Linked DNA regions of Homo sapiens: regions 1, 2 and 3 are each linked to region 4. A link is a contact called in ENCODE Hi-C or POLR2A ChIA-PET data. All regions are on one chromosome and are shown on one strand. The core of a region is the stretch at or near the end of the contact, and the rest is flanking DNA. Distances in the headings are between cores, read along the strand shown. Region 1 holds the start of CUL2 (cullin 2). Region 2 overlaps CREM (cAMP responsive element modulator). Region 3 holds the start of CREM (cAMP responsive element modulator). Region 4 holds the start of ZNF33B (zinc finger protein 33B).

Region 1 (5,876 bases), core at 2,338-4,837, 7.5 Mb after region 4:
TGAAAAATAACCATATTTTCCAAAATAAAAAAAATTTGATCAGAGGAAAAGGATTGCTTTTGTATTTTTGCAACTCTCTAAATATTTGATTTAATAGAAGATAGCTAGGTTCTCTATGGTTGAAATATATGAAGAAACTCAGGCCTTTGAAAGAAAATTAAATAGTCTTTTTGGATAATTATGGATATTCTTCTTTGATACTATAGTGAAATTCAACAAGTGGTAATTTCTTCTTCTTTTCTTTTCTTTTTTTTTTTTTTTTTTTTTTGAGAGAAGGTCTGCCTTTATTGCCCAGGCTGGGTGCAGTATGGCGTGATCTTGGCTCACTGCAACATCTGCCTCCCAGGTTCAAGTGATTCTCCCACCTCAGCCTCCCAAGAAGCTGTGACTACCAGCACACACCACCATGCCTGGCTAAATTTTGTATTTTTTGTAGAGATGGGGTTTTGCTATATTGTCCAGGCTGATCTCAAATTCCTACACTCAAGAGATCTGCCCACCTCAGCCTCCCAAAGTGCTGGGAGGCATGAGCCACCAAGTCTGTCAATTGTTCTTTCAAGTAAAAATGGCCTTCCATTGTAATGGCCAGATGGGTTCTTCTTGGCTACTGCACAGACAAAATTCACCGAGACCAAGGTATTGCAGTAGAGAAAGTGTTTAATTGACCCAAGGCCAGTCACATAGGAGAACTGGAGTTATCACTCAAATCAGTCTCCCCCTGGGTTGGAGGTTGGGGTTTTTATGGACAATTTGGTGAGCAGGGGACTAGAGAATGGGTTCTGCTGATGGGTTGGGGATGGAATCATAGGGGTGTGGAAAACAGTCCTTGAGTGCTGAGCCTGCCTCTGGGTGGGGCCATAGGACCAGTTCTGAGTCATGAGTCACGAGTCCAGGTGGGGTCAGTCTGAAAAATATCTCAAAAAGCAATCTAAAGTTGTACAATACTGATGTTATTTATAGGAGCAACTGGGGAAGTCACAAATCTTGTGACCTCTGGCCACATGACCCCTGAGCAGTAAGGGAGTATATTAATAGAAATATGCCTACACTTTAGCAAAGTTCACACCCCTCCCATAATCCTATTCTTGCTGCTTTTCATTAGTCTTCCAAAGGTGGTTTTTCATCCCTAAGCAAGAGCAGGGGTAGTTTTAGGGAGGAACTTAGCTTTCAAGTTAAACCATAAACTAACTTCCTCCCCAAATTAAGTTGGCCTATGCCCAGGAATGACCAGGAACACCTTGGAGGTCAGAAGCAAGATTAAATCAATGAGGTCAGATTCCTCTTACTATCATGTTTTGCAAAGGCAGTTTCACCATGAAAAATGCAGGTAGTTCAGCCTGTAAGTCAACCACACAAGTGCTTTTCTTCAAGACAGCCATCCCACTTTGGCATGCAGAAGTGCATGTGTACTTCCCATTTCTTCACACAGAGTATTAGAAAGACTTGTATTCAAGGGCCAAAATTTAATAAAATTAATGCTTCCGCTTCATCCAGGATATTCCTAAATCAATAGCCTTAAAAACTGGGAATGTATGGCAGTGAAGAATACAGCGATCCAATGACCACCCGGACAGGTTGGTGGCACTGTCTTGATCCCTGCTAAGGCATCAATAGTGTCCGTATTCCTTTGCACCATCAGTACAAAAACAAACTCAGTCAAAAAGACAGAGGAGGCCAGGCATGGTGGCTCACTCCTGTAATCCCAGAACTTTTGGGAGGCTGAGGTGGGCAGATCGCTTGAGCTCAGGAGTTCCAGAGGAGCCTGGGCAACATAGTGAGACCCCATGTCTACCAAAAATACAAAAATTAGCTGGGTGTGGTGGCGCACGCGCCTGTAGTCACAGCTGCTTCGGAAACTGAGATGGTACACTCGCTTGAGCCCAGGAGTTTGAGGCCGCAGTGAGCTATGATCAGGCCACTGCACTCCTGCACTCCAGCCTCAGCGACAGAGGGAGACCCTGTGTCAAAAACAAAAACAAAACAAAACAAAAAGCAGGGGGGGCCTGACACGGTGGCTCAGGCCTGTAATCCTAGCACTTTGGGAGGCTGAGGTGGGTGGATTGCCTGAGCTCAGGAGTTCAAGACCAGCCTGGGCAATGTGGTGACATGGTGAAACCCTGTCTCTACAAAATACAAAAAATTAGCCGGGTGTGGTGGCGGGCTTCTGTAATACCAGCTACTCGGGAAGCTGAGACAGGAGAATCACTTGAACCCGGGAGGTGCAGGTTGCAGTGAGCTGAGATTGTGCCGCCACTGCATTCCAGCCTGGGTGACAGAGCAAGACTCTGTATCCAAAAAAAAAAAGGACCAGACATATTGCATTGTTAACAAACTAGTTGTTAACCTTATGACCTCTGTAAAGGTCTCAGGGATTTCCAGAGGTCTGGGGACCACACTTTGAGAATCACTAGATTAAAAGGGGGAAAACATGGGAGGAAAAAAAGGTCACATAATGGAAACATACTGTTGGATTGAATTTCGTATATAAAAACCCTTTACTGAAATAAAGAGTAGAGACTTCAAGTACCAAGAGAAGCAGATTAGAAGAGGAGGAAGGCTCTAGGGACTGATCAGGTCTGGAGGCAGGGTTTTAAATGGGCCTTGAAGGGTTCGTGCAGTTTGGAAGGAAGGGATGGGAGGGAAAAGCTTGCTGAATCGTATAAATGAACAAGACCCTGATGGTGAGCTCTTGAGGATATGAAAGGCAAAAAGCACTAAGGCCGGGCTTTTGTTCCTCTGTGGCCCTGCATATATGAGGAGGTGATGAGTAATTCTATATTTTTATCAGCTTTACCGTTTAAAACTCCAAGGGAGGAAAACCCTTCAAACTGATAGGCTTGGGGCTTGGTGAAGGTGGGGTATTAGTGAAAAAGATGTGAAGTTTCTTTATCGAAAATACATGTATGTCCAAGAAATTCTCTGTAGATAAAAACTAACAAGAAAAAGAGTTTGTCAGAGAGGAAAAGTAGTTTTGCTAATTTATTTTTGATCATTTGCAAAGCCCATGGAAGTGTGTGGCAAGAGGATTGTGGTGTCTTAGGATATTCACATAGGTCTGAAACAAGGAAAACATACTTCTGTTGAAAGCACCATTCCAACATATTGTTATTAGCAGTCCCTGAACTAACGGGTAGTGGGTGGGTACTGTGTCCATCAGCTCAGCGAACCGCAATTGCCTCATTGACAGCAAGCCCAGCAAGGAATCACTTGGAATATTAATTTCCGTGGCCTTTCGCAATCACACGAAGCTTGGCTCCCTGCGCTTGCCGTAACGCGGCCTGTACCATTGCTTTCCGGGTGGCGGGGGGGATTTGGCAGCAGCGGAAGAAGGAGACCGGAGGGTGTGTGTTGGGCAAAGCCGGAGGCAGAGGAGGACGATTGTTTTACGGATCCCGTGATCGGCCCGTCCTTCTCCCCTTTCCCCCCCTCCCTACCGCCCCTGTCCCGCCGGGGAGCGGCGGCGGCCTTGGACTTTGCTGTCTTTCCTCGCGGAGACAGGTGAGTGTCGGCGCGCGGGCTCCCCGGGCTTCGCTCCCCACCCCCCGCGTCTCCGGGGCCGGTGGCGGCGGCCGGCCGGGGAGGCGGCCTCGGCGCACAGTAATGGCAGCGCTGTGAGCAGGGGAACGCGAGCTGACAGCCGCCGCCGCCGCCGCCTCCGCCCACCTTCCTCGCCGGGGCTTCGTCTTTCACTCCTTCGGGCTGCCTCCCCCTCCCCTTGTCCCCTGCCCCTTGCCCTGCTTCTGCAGAAGGTAACCCCGCTGAGGGTCGGGGAGCCGGGCTGCAGGCGCCGGGAAACTTCCCTTCCCGGTTAATGGGTGGCGGGGCTGGGGCGGAGGAGAGGAGTTGGGGGCGACGAGGTGTGGGGAGAGGGATGAAAGGGGGAGGCCCGGGAAGATGGTATCCTGTAAGTGACCTCGGCTCCCCAGAGCGCTGACCCGTAAGCCCTGCCACCCCCTGGACTGGATCCCGGGCCTCCCCAACCCGATCTTGGCCGCCTCTCCCGCGGCCCCATTTTCCTTCGAAGGAGGGAAGGTGAGAGTGCGTGTATTCTTCTACATATTTACGTGCTCACACGAATACACAACTCTGTGTGTTTGTGTGTGTGTGTGGGGGGGGGCATCTCATGCATCCTTACCCCGAGTGTTTTCACTTTTGTTTCCGCAGACTGCAAAGATTGATAGCTTTGGGGAGGAGTATCCTACGTGCATGCTAGACTTCTTGTCTCAACCCTTAGGGTCTGGTGAAATAAGATCCTCACACGCTTTCTAGCACTTGCTTACCCTCTAGAGAGTCTGGACCATTCCCTACCATTACGTGCATGCAAATAAAACATCTGTGAATTGCAGACTGTTATTAATGTTAAGTCCACATCTTTGCCCCATGGATTAATATTAACAGTTGAAGGCCAGTACCCTGGGCGTTTAAATTTTGAAGATAAGATGCAAAATATTAACGTTCGCTATAGATTGTGACTGTTCAACATAAACGTCTTTGAACTAGACCTGGCCAAGCCTACCTTCGTAGTAAAGTATCGGAAATAATCACTTTGATCTGATTGACAACTGACTACATAATAATCGCTTAAAAACATTCAAAACACTGTTGCCTACCCTTTAGAATCTTACATTCCTTTTCAAGACAGACACATGAACAAATGAGCTATACTTTGCTTCTTTTGCCCTTATACAGTATCTGGAAGATCCTTCCAAAAGAGTCGCGTGAGATAAGAGAAGTACACAGTTTTTTTGTTTTGAGATGGAGTTTTGCTCTTGTCACCCAGGCTGGAGTGCAGTGGTGCGATCTCGGCTCACTGCAACCTCCGCCTCCCGGGTTCAAGCAATTCTTCTGCCTTAGCCTTCCATGTAGCTGGGATTACTGGCATGCGCCACCATGCCCGGCTAATTTTGTATTTTTAGTGGAGATGGGGTTTCACCATGTTGGCCAGGCTGGTCTTGAACTCCTGACCTCAGGTGATTCGCCTGCTTAGGCCTCCCAAAGTGCTGGGATTACAGGCCTGAGCTACTGCGCCCAGCCCACAGTGTTTTGAATTACTTGTTTTTTTCAATTGCTGTTTATGAGTTGGGGGAACATTTCTACAATGTGCATGCACATAGCGTGGGAAAAATTCCTTTTCAATTGCTTTTTGAGTATTTGGATGTTCTCCTGCATCTGAAATACTCTTCATTCTCCATCCTTGCTGGTGGCTTTCAGTGTTCTATAAATGTGAAGATTATCCATGTCTTTTACCCTCACCAGTTTGTCACTAGATTAAACGTTATGGACCTTCTTTAAAGTCATTTTTGCGTTGTCTGGCAGTTGACAGATATTTATTAAGCACCTGGTTTATTTGTCAAGCAGGGCTGCAGGCATTAAGGTTACAAGGGTAAACAAGACACATTACATTTCTTTTTTTTTTTTTTTTTTTTTTGAGGCGGAGTCTCGCTCTGTCACCAGGCTGAAGTGCGGTGGCACGATCTGGGCTCACTGCAACCTCCCAGTTCAAGCAATTCTCCTGCCTCAGCCTCCTGAGTAGCTGGCACTACAGGCGCACGTCACCACGCCCAGCTAATTTTTGTATTTTTAGTAGAGACTGGGTTTCAACATGTTGGCCAGGGTGGTCTTGATCTCTTGACCTCATGATCCGCCCTCCTCAGCCTCCCAGAGTGCTGGGATTATAGGCGTGAGCCACCACACCTGTCCAACCCATTAAATTTCTATCCTCTTGGAGTGTCACTTCTGGCTTGGGATGGAGAGACAGACAGTATATAAGAAATAATCTCAGAGAATAAGTGCTGTGTGGGAAATAAGGTAAGGAGTTGTGGTAGTGATTGGGAGATTACTTCAGATACTGTAACCAGAAAAGAACTTCCTGAGGT
Region 2 (5,833 bases), core at 2,571-5,070, 7.4 Mb after region 4:
ATGGAGGAGAGGGGAAGAGAAGAGGAGGGGAAGAGTGGGGAGGAGGGGAGGGAGGATAGAGGGAGGAAGAGAGGATTAGTGCCTCAGTCAAGCAAGCAATAGAATATTGAGCAAAGAAACAATCACACTAAGATGCCCTAACAAAGTGAGCTGAATATATAGATGTATATTTCAAAAAAAGTCTTACACCTAAGTGACTAGGAGAGTAACACTTTCTGAAACACTCAGATGTTCCTGAATACTTCCTAAACTTCAAAACAATCTGCACAATTAACTGAAAACCCCTCTTTAACATTCTTACCTGTGTCATCTCCAGTTACAGCCATAATGGGCTTCTGCAGACAGAACTGTCTTGTTTCCTCTACCACAGTTCAACATAAAGTGTTCCAAATTAGCAAGCATGTGCAGGATAAGCAGGAGGACTGACATCACAATGACATCACTAGCCTATCACTGCCATCAATTTGCTTTGTCACAGGCGAGCTCACTGAAACCCAAGCCCTATAAAAACTCTTCCTGTAATAAACCATCTTAATGCTCTTGTTTCTCATTTTTACATAGAAATCTGTTTGAGGTGGGCTCTAGCAAATAATAATAATAATAATAATAATAATGTCTCTTTTAGCATTAAAAGTTACATGATTGTATCTTACAGGGCTACTTCTTTATTATTGTTGTGTCCAAGGCTTCTAGGTAAACTAAGGGAGAATAAACCCAACATAATTTCCTAACTCATAAGAGAAAAAACACTTGGAGATTTAAAAAAAAAAAAAACACATTGACTATCAGCAAAGAAATACCATATTTCATAGTCACTTCTAAACTCACCAAGAAATATCCAGCCACCTGTGTTCACTTAACATTTTTATTTGCTGAGCCATTTGCTACACCATCAAAAAATCCAACTCTTCCTAAGGTGATACAGAATTTGCTACTTTCACTTAAAGGGAGTAGATAATTAAATTTTAAAAATTCACTGTGCCAATGGAGCAAGTATTATGTAGTATTCTCCCATAACTACTAGATTGAATCACATGAACTTGCTGATATTTGAACTTTCTGGCCTACAAAAATAGCAGTTTCATGTGATTCAATCTAATACCTTATTTTCCCAGATTAAAACCCCCTGAAAAGACATTTGGGATTTTTAAAATTCATAAATAAATCAAAATTACTATTTGTACATTTTTTTTAAATGTCAAATTTTATTTGGATCACTTAATGAAGGCTTGGCACATAGAGAGCTGGATCATTATAGGAAATTCAGTGATTATAAGGTTAGACACAAAAATGGGCGAATGTTCAACCATAGAACAGACCATAGCCTGGAAAAAAATTATTGGCATTTCCACTGCAAAAAAATAAGTGACATGCCACTGAGACCTTTTGTCTTTTTTTTTTTTTTTTTTTTTTTTTTTGAGATGAAGTCTCGCTATTCTCCCCCAGGCTGGAGTACAAAGGTGCAATCTTGGCTCACTGCAACCTCCGCCTCCTGGGTTCAAATGATTCTCCTGCCTCAGCTTCCCAAGTAGCTGGGATTACAGGTGCCCACCATGCCTGGCTAATTTTTGTATTTTTAGTAGAGACGGGGTTTCACCATGTTGGCCAGGCTGGTCTCGAACTCCTGATCTCAGGTGATCCACCCACCTCAGCCTCCCAAAGTGCTGGGATTACAGGTGTGAGCCACCGCACCCAAAGCCCTTTCCCTTGTATGATTAGAATTCAACCCAACCTTATGTCAATGAAAGGACATCCCACCACATTTTAGCTGTATTTAATTTAATCATCTTCCAGTAAAGGTAAGGACTTTACACCTCAGATGCTCAGGAGGTAAAGTTTCAGGGAGTGTCCATGTTTCTAGTAATTCTCCAGGATACCTGACAATGGGGTTAGGGTTTCAATTCAGCTGAAGATATCTTGGCTGAGTAAGGAACCCTGGATGGTCACCTAGACATCAACCTCAATCTGGGGCTCCAGCAGGGACTCTTTGCTGTCCCAGTCACACCTGAGGGTTTGGGTCCAAGAATGCTATTAGTAAATTTTATTTCAAATTTCAGAAAATCAATAAGAAATTGATTTTTATGTCAGCATTTCTTTAAATTGGCACATAGATGCTCAATAAATATTGGTGTGAAAAAAAAGGCAAGGAAGGAAAGAAAGAAGGGAAATGGGTTGCTTAGTTGATTACTGCTCTTAGTAGTTTTAATGTATTCCCTGGACCAGTTAATCTCAAGTCAATCAGCACACAGAACAAATCACATTTTCAGAGGAAGAACAGTTCACTTTCATTTGGTAAATGCTTACTGAACATTTATCACATGCCAGGGTCTGTGCTAGGTATTTGTCCAAATAGAACTTACCATCTAGCAAGACAGAGAGCCACAACACAACATGATATGTGCCTAAGGAAGTACAGTAGGAACTCACAGAAGGTTGCCTAAGCCAGATGTGGAGGATGGGCAAGGCTTCCTCGGGGAACGTATTCTTATCAGGCAATCGGTATGTGTGAAGAAGGCCCTGGAGGGAGAGAGGGCATGGCCTATCCCAGGAAATGAAAGAAAGAGCTGTATTACAAAAGAGGGAGAAGTGGAGAGGTAGGCAGCTATTAAAGAATGCAAGGCTTGGATCAAGCAAAGATTTGGGCCACATGAAAGATTTGGAGCTTTGTCTAACAGGTCACAGACATTGATGGATGCTTTTGAGTGGATGCTATAGACTGAATGTTTGTATCCCCACCCAATTTCCTCTGTTGAAATCCTCACCTCCAATGCAATAGTATTTGGAGGTGGAACCTCTGAGAGGTGATGAGGTCATGAGGGTGACACCCTTGTGAACAGGATTAGTGCCCTTATTAAAAAGACCCCAGACACCAGGTGTGGTGGCTCATGCCTATAATCGTAGCACTTTAGGATGCCGAGATGGACGGATTACCTAAACTCAGGAGTTCAAGACCAGCCTGGCCAACATGGTGTAACCCCGTCTCTACTAAAAATACAAAAATTAGCTGGGCATGGTGGTACATGCCTGTAATCCCAGCTACTCGGGAAGCTGAGGCAGGAGAAATGCTTGAGCCCAGGAGACAGAGGTTGCAGTGAGCTAAGATCACATCACTGTGTTCCAGCCTGGCCAAGAGAGTGAGACTCTGTCTCAAAACAAAACAAAACGAAACAAAACAAAACAAGTGCAATGCAGTAATGGAGATGTTGGGGGCAAGAAACTGCTGTTTTTAAGAACTATCAGTGGCTCCCAGAATCACTGTGAGGAATGAAGAGTTTAGCTGAACTTTCAGGAACAATTCCCAAAAAACTGAGCCAAGAAGGGAGCTGCTGCCTCTGGCATGATTAGGAGGATCAGAAAGCTGTTCCACAATAGCCAGCTTCCGGTGGCTGCCGGAGACTGTAGCCCACAGGGGTAGCCTGGGTCAGAGGGATAGCACCCAGGCCAGGGCCAGGGCCAGGACAGAGGGCTGTGGAGTGGCAGAAGCATTCATGGCTCAGCCAGGCAGAAGAATCTACACAGTGACTTTGAATGGAGACTGGGAAGAATACTGGACAACACCTAGGTTTCTGGCATCAAGGATAGTAGTGGTCAATCACTGAAGATAGGAAGAGTGGATTTTAGGAGTCAGAGGTATGTGTGGCCATCTAAGGAACCAGCTGGAGTCAGGACATAGTCACAGTGAACTGAAGCCAGCGTGGGAGGGAGTCCTTCAGGGAGGGAGCTCAGCAGGAAGAGGGTGGGGGAGTGAGCCTGAGGATCACTGAAACACTCAGGACAGGGGCAGGGGAAGCTTAGCCCAGCAACAGGACTGACAGAGAAGCAGCAGAGAGAGAAGAGCAAGGAGGACACAGTCTCAGGAAGTGGAGGAAGCAGAAGTCGACAGTGTTAAATACTGCTGAGGCATCAGCCAAGACAGGCACTGAGAATCCACAAAGAAGCTGACAGGGCCCTTCAGTGAGATGAAGGGAGAAGGAGGGCAGGGAACACTGCCACTAAGTTCAGGAAGACAAGAATGCCCACTGGCCTTGCTGTGTTTAAACTGGAGCTCCTGGCCATGATTATTTAAGGAAAAGAAAAAAAGAGAAAAAGAAAACAGGAATAAAGATTGGAAGGGAGGAAACAAAACATCACTATTTGTATAAACATTCACATAGGATCACAGACCGAATCACAAAGAATCAGTAAATTATTAGAAGTAATTAGAGTTCAGCAAAGTTAATAGATAAAAGATCGACTTAAAATAATCCGTATTTCTCTACACCAGCAACAATTAGAAAATACAATACAAAATAAGGTACCATTGTAATGGCAACAAAACCCATAAAGTACTTAGGAACCAACTAAAGAAAGAATATGCAAGATCTCCGTGAAGAAAAATGTTCAACTGTTCCCTAAAACTTAAAGTATAATAAATAAATAAATAAATAAAAAGAAAAATGTTCAACTGTTAAAAGAAGTAAAATGAGATCTGAATAAACAAGACTTTCTATGGTTTGGGATAGGTCAACTTAACATTATGAAGACTTCAGCTCTCCCTAAATTAAATGCAGTCTTGGCTGGGCATGGTGGCTCATGCCTGTAATCCCAGCACTTCGGGAGGCTGAGGTGGGCGGATCATGAGGTCAGGAGATCGAGACCATCCTGGCGAACATGGTGAAACCCTGTATCTACTAAAAATACAAAAAAATTAGTCGGACATGGTGGCAGGCGCCTGTAGTCCCAGCTACTTGGGAGGCTGAGGCAGAAGAATGGCGTGAACCCGGGAGGTGGAGCTTGCAGTGAGCCATCGTGCCACTGCACTCCAGGCAGGGCAACAGAGCGAGACTCCATCTCAAGAAAAAAAAAATTAATGCAGTCTCATCATTGGTTTTATTATTATTATTATTACTACTACTATTTAGAAACTCAAACTTATTCCAAATGCATATGAAAGAATAATCGTGCACAAAAAACTAACTCTGTATCAAACTGAGAAAAAAGACAAGGGGAACTTGTTTTATGAGATAACAAACATGTATGGCGCTGGGATTCAGAAAAAGATGAATCAGACAGAAGACTGGCCAGATCCAGGTGCAAAAGCAAACCCACTGTCTAATTAAGGCTGCCCCATACACCAGTGAGGAAACAACAAACCCTTGGGAGTGGCTCCATATACGGAGAAAAAAGTTAAAAATGAATTCCCACCAAATACTATATACAGAAGTGAAGCCCAGATACATTAAAGACATAAATGTGAAAGGTAAAACCATAAAGCAAATAGAAGAAAATGTGGAAAAAAATCTTTGTGACTTGTGGAAGAAAATTCTTAAAAACCCCAAGGCACAAACTTACGTGCATATTGTGTAAAACATTAAAAATTCTCAAAACTCTGTTGTTTGCAGTAGATTCTTCCATGTAACAAAGATAAAATGAGAAGAAATAATTATTCTTTAAGATTATTCACCTAGACATAAATATGGTCCATGAGTATGGGGGGAATAGAACAGGTGGCTTTCATTTTACATTTCAAGAAAACATTAAAGTACTGGGTTTGTACTATGCATTTTTTACTCCATAAATGCCACCACCTCAGTTCTTCACACACTTTTACCATAGTCCACATTAACCCCCAAAATACCTGAGTATAATTATCAAGAGACTCATCAATTATAATATGCTTATCATACCTGCAAGACATTCGAACTAAAATAACTGATTTTACTTTCCTTAACGTTAGTGCTGCCTGTAATCCCAGCACTTTGGGAGGCCAAGGTGGGTGGACTGCCTGAGCTCAGGAGTTCACGACCAGCCTGGGCAATACGGTGAAACCCCGTCTCTACTAAAATACAATAAA
Region 3 (6,085 bases), core at 1,497-3,996, 7.5 Mb after region 4:
TTAAACAATAAACCTAGCTCAATCTTCTGGCCCAATACTTAATTTGCAGGGAATACAACTTGGGAGAAAAAGGATCAGAAATATATGTCTATGTTGGTAAAGATTCAGTCAGGATTCCTTATATATGTTAATAATTCAAAACTCTTCCCTACTTTTCATGAAATGGTCATAACCCTAAGCAAGATTTTGTATTTTGATTAGGCAGTGACTCACCTGAGTAGGAAACTGGAATACAGCCTATTAACTATGGATTCCAGAGTTTAAAATTCAGGAAGAAGAAGTAAATTTCATTAACTTTCAGGGACAATGCAAAAACAAAAAGACTAAAAATAAAAATGTCCTATGTTTACGCATTCAATAAAAATTTATTCATATACTGTCACCAAAATATGTACACAAAACATCACCGTAATTACAACTTCGCAATCACCAAAATGATTCCATATCCATCACCAATTCACTGGGAAAGTAAGTGTTATATTCATCTATTTACAGATTCGCCAAAGTTGTGTGAATACTGACAATGCTTTAAGTGTTTACTCATTCAGGATCAAAACCATTTTAATATATTTGTTAAAGCTGTGTTGGGATCAATACATAGTTCTTTAAACATCAGTTTTAATACTTAGCATTTATTGGCCAAAACATATTGTGTGCAATTTGCCTTCCTTTGGGAAAAAAATTACTTTAGATTGAAAGACTTTAAGACTACTATGACTTAGGAAGGGAAAGTTTATCCAAAAAAAGAATCAAGACTAGGAAAAAAAGGCCGGGAGCGGTGGCTCATGCCTGTAATCCCAGCACTTTGGGAGGCCGACGCGGGCGGATCACGAGGTCAGGAGATCGAGACCATCCTGGCTAACACTGTGAAACCCCGTTTCTACTAAAAATACAAAAAATTAGCCAGGCGTGGTGGCGGGCGCCTGTAGTCCCAGCTACTCAGGAGGCTGAGGCAGGAGAATGGCGTGAACCCAGGAGGCGGAGCTTGCAGTGAGCTGAGAGCGGACCACTGCACTCCAGCCTGGGCGACAGAGCGAGACCCCGTCTCAAAAAAAAAAAAAAAAAGACTAGGAAAAAAACGTGGCGCTCAAAGCAAAAAACAAAAAAACAACAAATAAAAAACAGCGTGGTTTATTCATGTAATCTGATGCAATGTTCACAGCGGACCTCTCACTGTTCAATCTAGATCTTTGTTTCAAGGGAAAGGTACACCCTCATCTGCCCGGCAAATTAAGTAGAAAGGAAACTGAGTCACGTACGTAAGCCACAGTGTTAAAGGAGCTCTTTCAATTTCAGTGACACTTTGAGACTGGCCCTGTAAGTCCCAATTTCTTAAAATGTGATTACAAACTCACCGCTGCTTCACTGAGCAGCATGCAGGAAACCCCTAAGTGATTTCAAACTCAGGTATCTGATATACAAATAAAACGCAACAGGATCAAGAAACATGCTGAGGCCAGGCGCGGCGGCTCACGCCTGTAATCCCAGCACTTTGGGAGGCCGAGGTGGGTGGAAGGTCAGGAGTTCGAGACCAGCCTGACCAACATGGTAAAACCCCATCTCTACTAAAAATACAAAAATTAGCAGGCGTGGTGGCGCATGCCTGTAATCCCAGCTACTCGGGAGGCTGAGGCAAGAGAATCGCTTGAACCCAGGAGGCAGAGGCTGCAGTGAGCCGAGATCATGCCCCTGCATTCCAGCCTGGGTAACAGCAAGACTCCGTCTCAAAAAAAAAAAGTATGTTTAATAATGTGTTTATTCCCCAGATTCAACAGGCTCTGGAAACCTTACCAGATGGCCCTAAAAAGGCAAGACTCAGGCAGAAGGGAAAATGCGCCTTCCGAGAGCGGTCGCGGCTCTGCCCTTCCCACTCCGGAGACTGCCCGCGCCCGGGACCGAATGACTCAGCTGCGAGGCCCTCCGGCCCAGGTTTTGGGGGAAAACGGGCTGCGTCCGCTTTCGTCTAAACTGCGCTCGTAAAGTGGGGCAGAGGCGCTGGGGGCACTCAAATCCGAGGTCCTTACTTCTGGATTCCTTTTCCTTTTCCGAGTTAAACCGCTCCCCTGAGCCGCACGGCTCTCTCAGGGAGGATTTTCCAACTCGTCCCAAGTTCGCGAGGAGGCAGGCGGGTCCCGGGGCAGCTGAGCGCACGAAGCGGGCGTGGGGCGGCGAGCCGGCGGCCTCGGGGGCGCCGAGCGAGGGGCCGCGTCAGGTGAACTCGCGGCTGCCCCGCCAGTCCTTGGCCCGGCCCCGGGGTCCCGGCCCGCCGCCCACGGCTCCGCTCGGCCTCTGCTGCTCCACCGCACCCGGCTCCGCTCCGCCTCCTGCCTCCACCTCCACCTCCTGCGCCGCGTCGCCCGCTGCTGGGTCTCGGGGCCGGAGCCGACGCACCACTTACCCGCCGCAAAGGGATTTACGTAGCGGACCTCGTCACTGATTACGGACGCGAGGAGGTGGAGACGGCGAGCCCGACCGCCGCTCAGCAGCGGCGCCGCCGCCCAGCAACCCGGAGCCGGCAGCGGCCCCACGTAGTCCTCACGTCAGCTGTGATGCGGTAGCCGCGGCCTCCCTGCCGACCCCGGACCAAAAGTAGCGCTGCAGCCGACCGAACCGCGTCCTCCCGCCCCGTCCTCCCCTCCCCCACGCCGGGACGGCCTCCCGGGGGAGGCCCCGAGGAAAAAAATCCAGGCTCGAACTCCGCCCCCTGCCGGCCGCCAGCAGGAGTGAAGCGCCACAATCCAACAATGAAATGGAACCGGGGAGGGGCGGCGGGAAGGTGCGGGTCAGGGGGCGGGGCCTAGGGATAGGGAGAAGGAAGGTCAGGGGGCGGGGCCAAGAGGAGGAACTAGCCTGGAGGTGGGGCGGAAGGTAGGGGCGGGGGCAAGGCTGGAAACCGGAAGCTGCCCGTGCCGCGCCGCGCGTGCGCCAGAAATCCAATGACTTGTCAGCCAGAGTAACGGCTGTTGTCAGGTCTTCAGGGTCTCGAGGTCGGTTTCTTCCTAACGCCGCCAACCCCAAGCTAAGGTCCGCGAGCGTCTCACCTCTGTCCAGGCTGGGCTGCAGTGGCGTGGTCTCGGCTCTCTGCAACCTCTATCTCCCCAGGCTCAAGCGATCCTCCGGCCTCAGCCTCCTGAGTAGCTGGGACTGCAGGCGTGCTTCTTCTGACTTCTAAAAGCTATCTACATACCTTGACTAGTGGCCCTTTTCCTCCATATTCACAGCCAGTCACAGCTGGTTGAGTCCTTCTCCAAAAGAAGCTTGAGCTCCTGAGACAATTCACCTGCTTCTTAGGGTCATTTATTGCAGTTTATCCCAGTATTTGACTGGAAATGGTCCGCATGCTGGGCCCGCTGGCTCGGGCCTGTAATCCCAACACTTCGGGAGGCCAAGGTGGGAGGATCGCTTGAGCCCAGGAGACCAGCCTAGGGAACACAGTGAGACTTCATCTCTTTTTTTTTTTTTAGATTAGAAAGGTCGGCCGGGGGCTCACGCCTGTAATCCCAGCATTTTGGGAGGCAGACATGGGCAGATCACCTGAGGTCAGGAGCAGCCTGGCCAACATGGTGAAACCCCATCTCTACTAAAAATACAAAAATTAGCTAGGAGTGGTGGCAGACGCCTGTAGTCCCAGCTAGTTGGGAGGCTGAGGCAGGAGAATCGCTTGAACCTGGGAGGTCAAGGCTGCAGTGAGCTGAGATCGTTCCACTGCACTCCAGTCTGGGTGACAGAGCGAGGCTCCATCTCAAAAATAAAAAAAGTAATGGGATATCAGGAATAAAGAATAGCAGCATGGTTATAGAGTACAGTAGGTCCTCACTTAACGATAGGTTCTTAGAAATCATGGCTTTAAGCCAAACAACTTACAGCAGGTCCACAAAAAAATTTTCATTCAGTGTTGTTTTCATTTCGTTATAATATTGATGATAACAAAAATCGGTTTCATTGTACGTTGTTTCACTGAAAACCAGTTTCTAAGAAGCTATTGACAATGTTAAGTGAGGATTTATTATTTCATATCAGTTACTGTAGTGTCAGAGTGTTTTCATAATTTTCACTGAGCAGGACTTAATCTAAATCCAATCTGAACCTTTGTTCAAATCTAATTTTCGTAGGTCAAAGGGAATGTATCCACAACAATTGTCTCTGTAACAGGAGTTCATATGAATCAAAAAGAATCAAAGGAATGGCAATTTCTTATTTGCAAAGTATTTGCTCTACGGTTTCCTTTCTTGCCAGTATTTTACTCCCATATGTATGTAGTCTTAATTATAAAGTTCAGAAAGCACAAACCATATTTTTTTGTTCATCTGTTTTTTTACAAAGATCAATACTGGAGGTGAGATACACATACTTACAAGCCCATCAGTTCATGGCCTCTGCTATACCCTTGCTGTAAGATGTAATAGACTTAAAAACCATGCAGTTGGATCTGGGTTTAAATGTATGCTTGTTAGCTGTGGGCAAGTGTCATATCCTCTTAGGGGAAGCATAAGGTTTTTAAATGGGAAGAAAAATAGTACCTACCTGTTAGGATTATTGTAGATTTTAAAAAATATCTGCCATAAGATAAATACTTAAAAACCTACTCATGTTTACGTTAGTCCAGTGTCTAGCTTTTGGGGCTCCTCACCTAGGTGATAGTTAATTCTCTGTTGGGGAGGGACAACTAGGTCACCTACTTTTCTGAGAAAATACGGGCTGTCAGTCACACCCTTATATTCCCTCCTCACTTCAAAATATCTTAAACTTTCCCTCCCTTTCTGGGTCGGGAGGAGCACCTCTTTTTCCTCTCCGAATCCAACTGTAAGTTAGATGTCATTTCTTTCCCATATCAGATCTTGCTCAATTACCAAGAGTCATACCTACAGCCTTTTTCGTCCTCTTGGCTCCTTTCCCTACAAATGTGTTAGTATCGTGCCTCTTGAAAACTGTTGGCACTGCTAGCCCTATAAGGAAGGCCACAGAGTTGCCAATTCCGGGTTGCACATTTACATTTCATTTTTTGCCCATTTGCTTACTGTTCCATCCCTTGCCATCCCCTCACCTTCAGATTTCTCAAGAGAAGAAGGCAAGGCAGGGGTTGTATTCACTTCTTCACCACCCATTTGTTTGTTATTTCCTGCCAAATTTTTGCCCTCTTCCGTCTCTTTTTTTTTTAATTTAATTTTTATTTTTATATGTAGACATGGAGTCTCTTGTCCAGGCTAGTCTGGAACTCCTGGGCTTAAGCAATCCTTCCACCTTAGCCTCTGAAAGTGCTGGGATTATAGGCATGAGCCATTGCACTTGTCTGTCGCCTTTCTGATGACTAAATCTGACCACTTTTTCTCATTTTTCATTCTACTTGACCTATTTTCCTCATCAGATACTACCAATGACTACTGCCTTATTTTTTAAATGTATTTACTTAGAGGCAGAGTCTCGCTCTGTCACCCAGGTTAGAGTACAGTGGTGCAATCATAGCTCATTCAGCTTCAAGTACCTAGTCTAAAGCGATCCTCCCACCTCGGCTTCCCAAAGTGTTGGGATTACAGGCATAAGCCTGCCACTTTCTTAACATAGTCTCCCTCCTGAATTTTCATGATACTTGGCTCTCATGGTTTCACTCATCTTTGTCTCCCTAATGTAGACAGTTACTAATTTTCTGTCCTTGGACATCATCTTCTATACTGTCCTCAAACAGTATTTTCTTTAGTTATCTAATCATACCCAATTTTTTTGAAAGATAATTCTAAAATTTATACCCAAAGCTTCCAACTTCATTCATTAGCACCAGGTCACATTTCCAAACACCTGACAGTTCTCACTTACATGGCCCATGAGCATTTCCAACTCATAGGTTCAAAACTACATGTCTTGTCTTCTTCCCCTTTCATACCTGAATCTTGATTTTTTATTGTTGTTTTAGCAATGTTAATGGCACTTTTCAGCTCCTTGTCATCCTGCCTCTACACCTTGAAACGATTTTGGTCATTCTTCTACTCATGTCATTCAGGAGCCACATAGAAAATATTTTGAAGTGCCTGCTATGTTCCAGGCCCTATGCTAAATGCTAAGTCCTGTTGCTTTTGCCTGTAGAAACTTG
Region 4 (5,835 bases), core at 1,968-4,467:
GCATCTGTGAGGGTGTGTACAGATGAGATTAGCATTTGAATCAGTAGACTCAGTAAAGCAGATTGCCCTCCGTATGTGTATGGACATCATTCAATCCCCTAAGGGCCTGGATAGAACACAAGGCAGAGAGGAGGAATTCACCCATATTTTCTGCCTCATTGTTGAGTTGGGACATTTCATCTTATCCTTTCCTGTCCTTGCACTGGGATTTACACCATTGGCTTCCGTGGTTCTCAAGCCTTTGGACTCATACCAGAATTACACCACCAGCATTCTTGGATTTCCAGCTTGCAAATGACAGATTGTTGGACTTCTTAGCCTCCATAGACATGTGAACCAATTTCTCATCATCAATGTCTCTTTCTCCCTTACTCCCTCCTATTGGTTCTGTTTCTCTGGAGAATCCTGATTAATACACTGGGAATAAACATTTCCCCAAGCCCATACCATAGGTGTATATTAGTGTTTTTTACAATCTTTTCAAATCTTAAACTTAAAAATATTTTATTTATTTACAATTTCTCCCAATTGGAAACAACTTGCATATCCCTGGACTGGGGAATGGACAAGGAAGCTGGTAAATCCATACCAAGAAATAGGAGTCAGCAATGTCAGAGTTGACAAATTACTCTTCAGAAAGCTTTAGTTCCCTGTTGTTTGTTGCTCAAGACCAACTTCCTTGTACTTCCTTGTCTCCAAGCTACCTGTTCTGTAAACAACCTTCCCGCCTTTGCCATGCCCAGACAAGTCCGGATATGCCTTCCCGCTTAGTAATGGACAGTCCCCCTTCCTTCCCGCCTAATAGACCCTGTCAATTTTAAACCTTAGCCAATCGAGTTAGCTTTGATTGTGAGGTCTAATCCCAGCCAATGGGGAAGGGACACAGAAGTGCTAGGAACTGCATCAGGGATAAAAACCCCTGCCCTGCCCTTCTCGGTGTTCTCTTGTGATCATGACTGGCATAACCTGCACCCTTCTGCAGAAGTAAATTTCTCTTGCTGAGGAATTTTCTGCCTTTGTGCTGGTTTTCTCTGCGGCACCAGGCACTTGTTTCTAACAGCAAGAAAAACAGAAGTATTGGTACACAAAACAACACGGAAGGATCTCAATTGCATTGTGTTAAGTAAAAGATACCAGATTCAAAGACTGCATATTGTATGATTCCATTTATATAATATTCTAAAAAAGGCAAACATACAGGCCCAAAGACTAGATAGTGGCTGCAAGAGGCTAAGAGTGGTTAGAGAATCTGACTTTCAAAAGGTAGCATGGAGGAATTTTATTGACAGGTGAAATAATTTTGTATCTTGCTTGTGGTGGTGGTTACACAAATCTGTGCGTTTGTCAAAACTCATAAAATTATGCAACAAATAAAGTGAACTTTTCAGTATATAAAGCATAAATTTAAAAATGTAAATTTCAATATGTTTCACATATTTTTACTCAAATATTTGCATTTCCTTTTTTCTTTTTTTCTTTTTTGAGATGCAGTCTCACTCTGTCACCAGGCTGGAGTGTAGTAGTGCGATCTTGGCTCACTGCAACCTCCACCTCCCGGGTTCAAGCGATTCTCCTGCCTCAGCCTCCTGACTAGCTGGGACTACAGGTGCGCACCACCACGTCCAGCTAATTTTTGTATTTTTAGTACAGAAGGGGTTTCACCATTTTGGGCAGGATGTTCTCAATGTCTTGACCTCATGATCTGCCCGCCTCAGCCTCCCAAAATGCTGGGACTACAGGCGTGAGCTGCCATGCCCGGCCATATTTGCATTTCTTTCAATTCTCATAATGGACTTAAAAAGTTTTGCTGGAATGGAGCTGCTTATTTTTCTCTATTATAAAATGTAACTGATATTAAATTTATAGTTTCTGTCTTTGGTATCACATCCCTTTTTGGTTTTTTTTGAGACAAAGTCTCACTTTGTCACCCAGGCTGGAGTGCAGTGGTGCCATGATGGCTTACTGCAACCTGGGGCTCAAGTGATCGTCCAACCTCAGCCTCCTGAGTAGCTGGGATCACAGGCGCCTGCCTACATGCCCAGCTAATTGTTATTTTTAATTTTTTGTAGAGACAGGGGTCCCACTATAACGCCCAGGCTGGTCTTGGACTCTAAGGATCAAGTGGTCCTCCTGCCTCCACCTCCCAAACTGCTGGGATTACAGGTGTGGGCCACTGTGCCTGGCCCACATGTCAATTTTCAAAAATTTATACTCGTTTAAATGTTTCAATACTGTATACATGTGAATTTTATCACGTGTGATCTATATATATCTCTATATTCCAAATTGTTAGGAATGACATGCTCTTTGGAATACTCCATTCTTTCCCTCACTGTTTTGAAATGCTGTATTTACTACACATTAAAGAATACTCTCAATCATGGTGTCTTATTTCCATGGAGCAGGTGCCAAACTACTTTGAATAGAGCAATATTATATATATAGATAGATATAGATATTTCTCAGGCATTTTTTCAAGCTTTTTAAAACGTATAATGGCTGTTCATTTAGTTTTTTACTTACTCTGGATAAAGTTGACAATGCTTTTGTAAAGTACACAATACACTAAAGATCAAAGAGAAAAAATACATAAAAAAATTTGTTGATATTCTTTTAGGAATTTTGTCTTCCTAAGAAAGGTACAGATAGACTAAATGTATTTCCATTTAGTCAAGCAATTTTAATGTCACAGGGGAAATCATGTGACATTTATTTTCTTCTTTCGGATTATGTCTATTTTCTGACTTTTCAATTTCCGTTTATTGCGTTAACGATTTTGATGAAGTAGCTTTCCTGTGGCACCTCCCCCATCCCCCCCATCCCTGCTCTCAAAGAATCGCTGATAGTGTCAAAGTCTTTTAAACTGTATCAATAAGATCTACTTCCTAACATTTAAAGTGAAACTGACACACAGCTGTCCTTTCCTTGAGGCGTCTGTGTCTAACCTGCACACTTGCTGCACACAGACCTCCCCTGCAGTGCATCCCTTTGGGTCGCCCCGGGAGAGCCAGGGCTGCGGGCAGTTCCCACACCAACTCAGACCGCATCTGTCCACTGCCTAGCGGGGCACCTCTCTGCCAATCCCGAAGGGCTGCTCTCGCGTCCTCACGGGAAAGGTAGTTTCCAGGTTGGGCGCCAACAGCGCCAGGCTTTGAGCGTGGGCTCTGCGCATGCCTCATCCACTGGCTACCTCTGCGTTTCTGCGTTTCCGCCTTTCCTTTTGTTTGTCTCACGTTTTGCGTGGGAGGCGGTCCCGGGATTTCAGGGGTCTACCGGCTCTCTTATGGCGAATGCAACCCGAAGAGAGAGTGAGGTAAGCCTCCGCGGGTTGGGCAGGGACGGAGAGGGGGCCCCGCGCGACTCCAGGAGCAGGCAGCCGGGGGCCAGTGCCAGGTGGTGGCGAGGAGTCCCGGGGACCTCACGGAGAAGCCGGGGACGGCGGGGCTGCAGCATGTCTACCAGGACGCTACGCCAGTTCCTCTAAGGCGCAGCCTCTGTAGGGAGCGGGCTACGCCCTGTGCGTTGCCCTGTTTGTAGGGGCCGCGGAGGAGGGCATGTGCGCTTGCGCGGTCCGAGCGCTGAGCCTTGCGGGAGGGGCAGTTCTCTGGTTGAGCGTGTTTACGCCCATGTGCTAGGGCGCGGCCCTACCTGGGTAGGAAAGGGCGGGTGCAGTCGCCCGCCCGACATACGGACTCTGTTGCCCGTTCTGCGTTCATCCTCTTTAGGTTTCGAACTGCCCTCCAGTCATGTCCATCACCCCATCTTGTTATTTGCTGTTCCTCTGTCCTAACTTGATCTTGCACTCAGGAAGGATCTTCAAGAATTACATAATTTTGGCCTAGCGCGGTGGCTCTCTCCTGTAATCCTGCACTTTGGGAGGCCGAGGAGGGTGGATCACCTGAGGTCAGGAATTCGAGACCAGCCTGACCAACATGGCAAATCCCCGTCTCTACTAAAAATACTAAAAGTAGCCATGCGTGGTGGCCTATGACTGTAATCCCAGCTACTGAGGCAGAGAAATGCTTGAACCCGGGAGGCGGAGGTTGCAGGTAGCTGAGATTGCACCATTGCACTCCAGACTGGGCAACAAGAACGAAACTCCGTCTCAAAAACAAACAAACAAACAAAAAACCAGAATTACCTAATTTTGCCTCATTTGTTAGAAGAAAAAATAATTTTTTTGTTTTTTGTTTGTCAAGGTTACTGACTTGTTCAGGATCAAAGTTTGTTAGTAGGGAGAACTAAAAGTCACTTCTCCTGACCCCTAAGCCAGTACTACTTTTCTACACACATCAAAGCAAGTTTAAAACATCCTTTTGAGAAATAGCAACAAAGTTAGATGAAGAAATTAAAACGGATTTTTTCTTTGAAGCACTGACGCTTATGGTTTTCTGTGGACTAACTCATCAGAGGTTAAGTAACATTACTGGGAAAATCGATAGCCTAGTCCTATTCTTTACAATGGTTTTAGTGTTAATGTTTTTTCATTAAATGTATTGTTAACTTGTTTGGCCAATATTGTCATTATACATTTTTTGTGAAGACTGAGGGAGATTGAAATCCTTAGGAAGCAAATATTTACTTTCACCTGATGAAAAATCTTGTGCCCAAGAGCTACATGGTTATGTTGGAGTTGTATTAGGGTGTTCTTTCACCATTTCTACCCCCTATTCCGAAGTGTCAGAGGACATTGATATTCTCCCAGACGGAGCATTTTACCTAGTGGGTGTGTATGGCTTCTTAGGGCAGAAGAATCCGGGAGTTGCCAGGCAGGCCAAATCTTTCATGACCCCATTCCTCTTTTTCCAACTCAGCTGTATCTTCAGAGTTGTCTCCGTCTTTCCAAGAACAGAACAAAATGAACAAGGTAAGTTGTTTATTAATTCCCTACTTTATTTTGCGGTGGACTTTGTGAGATTTGTAAGAGTCAGTATGGTTTTTTTGTTTTGTTTTGTTTGTGACATGGAGTCTCGCTCTGTCGCCCAGGCTGGAGCGCAGTGTCTCCATCTCTGTTCACTGCAACCTTGCAACCTCTGCCTCCTGGGTTCAAGCAATTCACCTGCCTCAGCCTCCCGATTGGCTGGGACTACAGGCGCAGGCCGCCACGCCTGGCTAATTTTTTGCATTTTAATAGAGATGTGTTCACCGTGTTGCCCTGGCTGGTCGCAAACTCCTGAGCTCAGGCAATCCGCCCGCCTCGGCCTCCCAAAGTGTTGGGATTACAAGTGTGAGCCACCGTGCCTGGCCAAGAGTCAATATGTTAAGATGAGAAATTAGTAATAGATAAAAATTGAACTTCCCAGAAAATATAAAGTAACAGATCAATAGCAGGGCCAAGTTAGAGTCAATAAGTTGAGCTTCATGTGTTTCTTATGTTTCCAACAACCATGGCAGAAAGGAAGACACTGGATATGGATACAGACAAACTGACTCCTCTGAAGACACAAAGACTTCCTGGCAGATACCTTTTTTGGTTATAACATAGGGACCCATAGTGAATAACCTTCCAGTGTTAGCCCTGAAATGAGTGCAGCCTATTGAGTCAAACTGCTTTTTTAATTTTTATTTTATACAGGTTCCAATTTTCTTTTGGATGTACTGTTTGATCAGTAAGTTAAAATGTATTTTAATTTTAAATTTTTTATTTTTTTATTTTTTTGAGACAGAGTCTCGCTCTGTTGCCTGGCTGGAGTACAGTGGCACGATCTTGGCTCACTGAAACTTCTGCCTCCTGGGTTCAAGCAATTCTCTTGCCTCAGCCTCCCGAGTAGCTGGGACTACAGGCGTGCACCACCATACCTGGCTAATTTTTGTAGATTTAGTAGAGACGGGGTT

What was found. A loop is a pair of places that touch in the nucleus more often than their neighbours do. ChIA-PET counts read pairs that join two places held with the same protein, here RNA polymerase II (POLR2A). Pooled maps may share reads with other maps.
Region 1: a pooled map shows a loop between it and region 4 (21-fold over the local background). The contact joins the promoter of CUL2 here to the promoter of ZNF33B in region 4. A Hi-C loop is called at or near these places in 6 of 50 pooled maps.
Region 2: a loop to region 4 is called in a map of naive thymus-derived CD4-positive, alpha-beta T cell, with 6 times the contacts of the local background. The contact joins the enhancer-like site here to the promoter of ZNF33B in region 4. A Hi-C loop is called at or near these places in 1 of 168 maps with a recorded cell type or tissue (naive thymus-derived CD4-positive, alpha-beta T cell) and 6 of 50 pooled maps. POLR2A ChIA-PET finds 5 or more read pairs at or near these places in 1 of 52 experiments (H1).
Region 3: a map of naive thymus-derived CD4-positive, alpha-beta T cell shows a loop between it and region 4 (8-fold over the local background). The contact joins the promoter of CREM here to the promoter of ZNF33B in region 4. A Hi-C loop is called at or near these places in 1 of 168 maps with a recorded cell type or tissue (naive thymus-derived CD4-positive, alpha-beta T cell) and 7 of 50 pooled maps. POLR2A ChIA-PET finds 5 or more read pairs at or near these places in 1 of 52 experiments (naive thymus-derived CD8-positive, alpha-beta T cell).

The regions. Positions count from the first base shown.
Region 1 is chr10:35,088,052-35,093,927 of GRCh38, reverse strand. It overlaps CUL2 (cullin 2), which reads left to right and starts at 3,587. Exons shown (of 21, transcript NM_003591.4): 1 at 3,587-3,749. RefSeq lists an enhancer at 3,167-3,306 and silencers at 3,225-3,413, 3,467-3,666, 3,687-3,816.
Region 2 is chr10:35,189,683-35,195,515 of GRCh38, reverse strand. All of the region lies in intron 6 of CREM (cAMP responsive element modulator), which reads right to left. Among named protein-coding and RNA genes, the nearest start is that of LINC02634, 52 kb to the left of the region's middle. Within about 2 kb of position 3,820, at least 11 of the 41 ENCODE cell types and tissues checked have a DNase peak (open chromatin) inside an H3K27ac peak, as active enhancers do.
Region 3 is chr10:35,123,507-35,129,591 of GRCh38, reverse strand. CREM (cAMP responsive element modulator) reads right to left here and starts at 2,746. Exons shown (of 8, transcript NM_183011.2): 1 at 2,399-2,746. It also overlaps a transcript of CUL2 not described here. RefSeq lists an enhancer at 1,709-1,778 and silencers at 2,139-2,278, 2,339-2,858.
Region 4 is chr10:42,635,952-42,641,786 of GRCh38, reverse strand. It overlaps ZNF33B (zinc finger protein 33B), which reads left to right and starts at 3,217. Exons shown (of 5, transcript NM_006955.3): 1 at 3,217-3,313; 2 at 4,815-4,867. The coding sequence starts at 4,859. It overlaps LOC105378268 (a long non-coding RNA gene), which reads right to left and starts at 3,482. Exons shown (of 2, transcript XR_945898.3): 1 at 3,234-3,482. RefSeq lists silencers at 1-206, 3,298-3,467 and enhancers at 3,658-3,927, 3,587-4,455.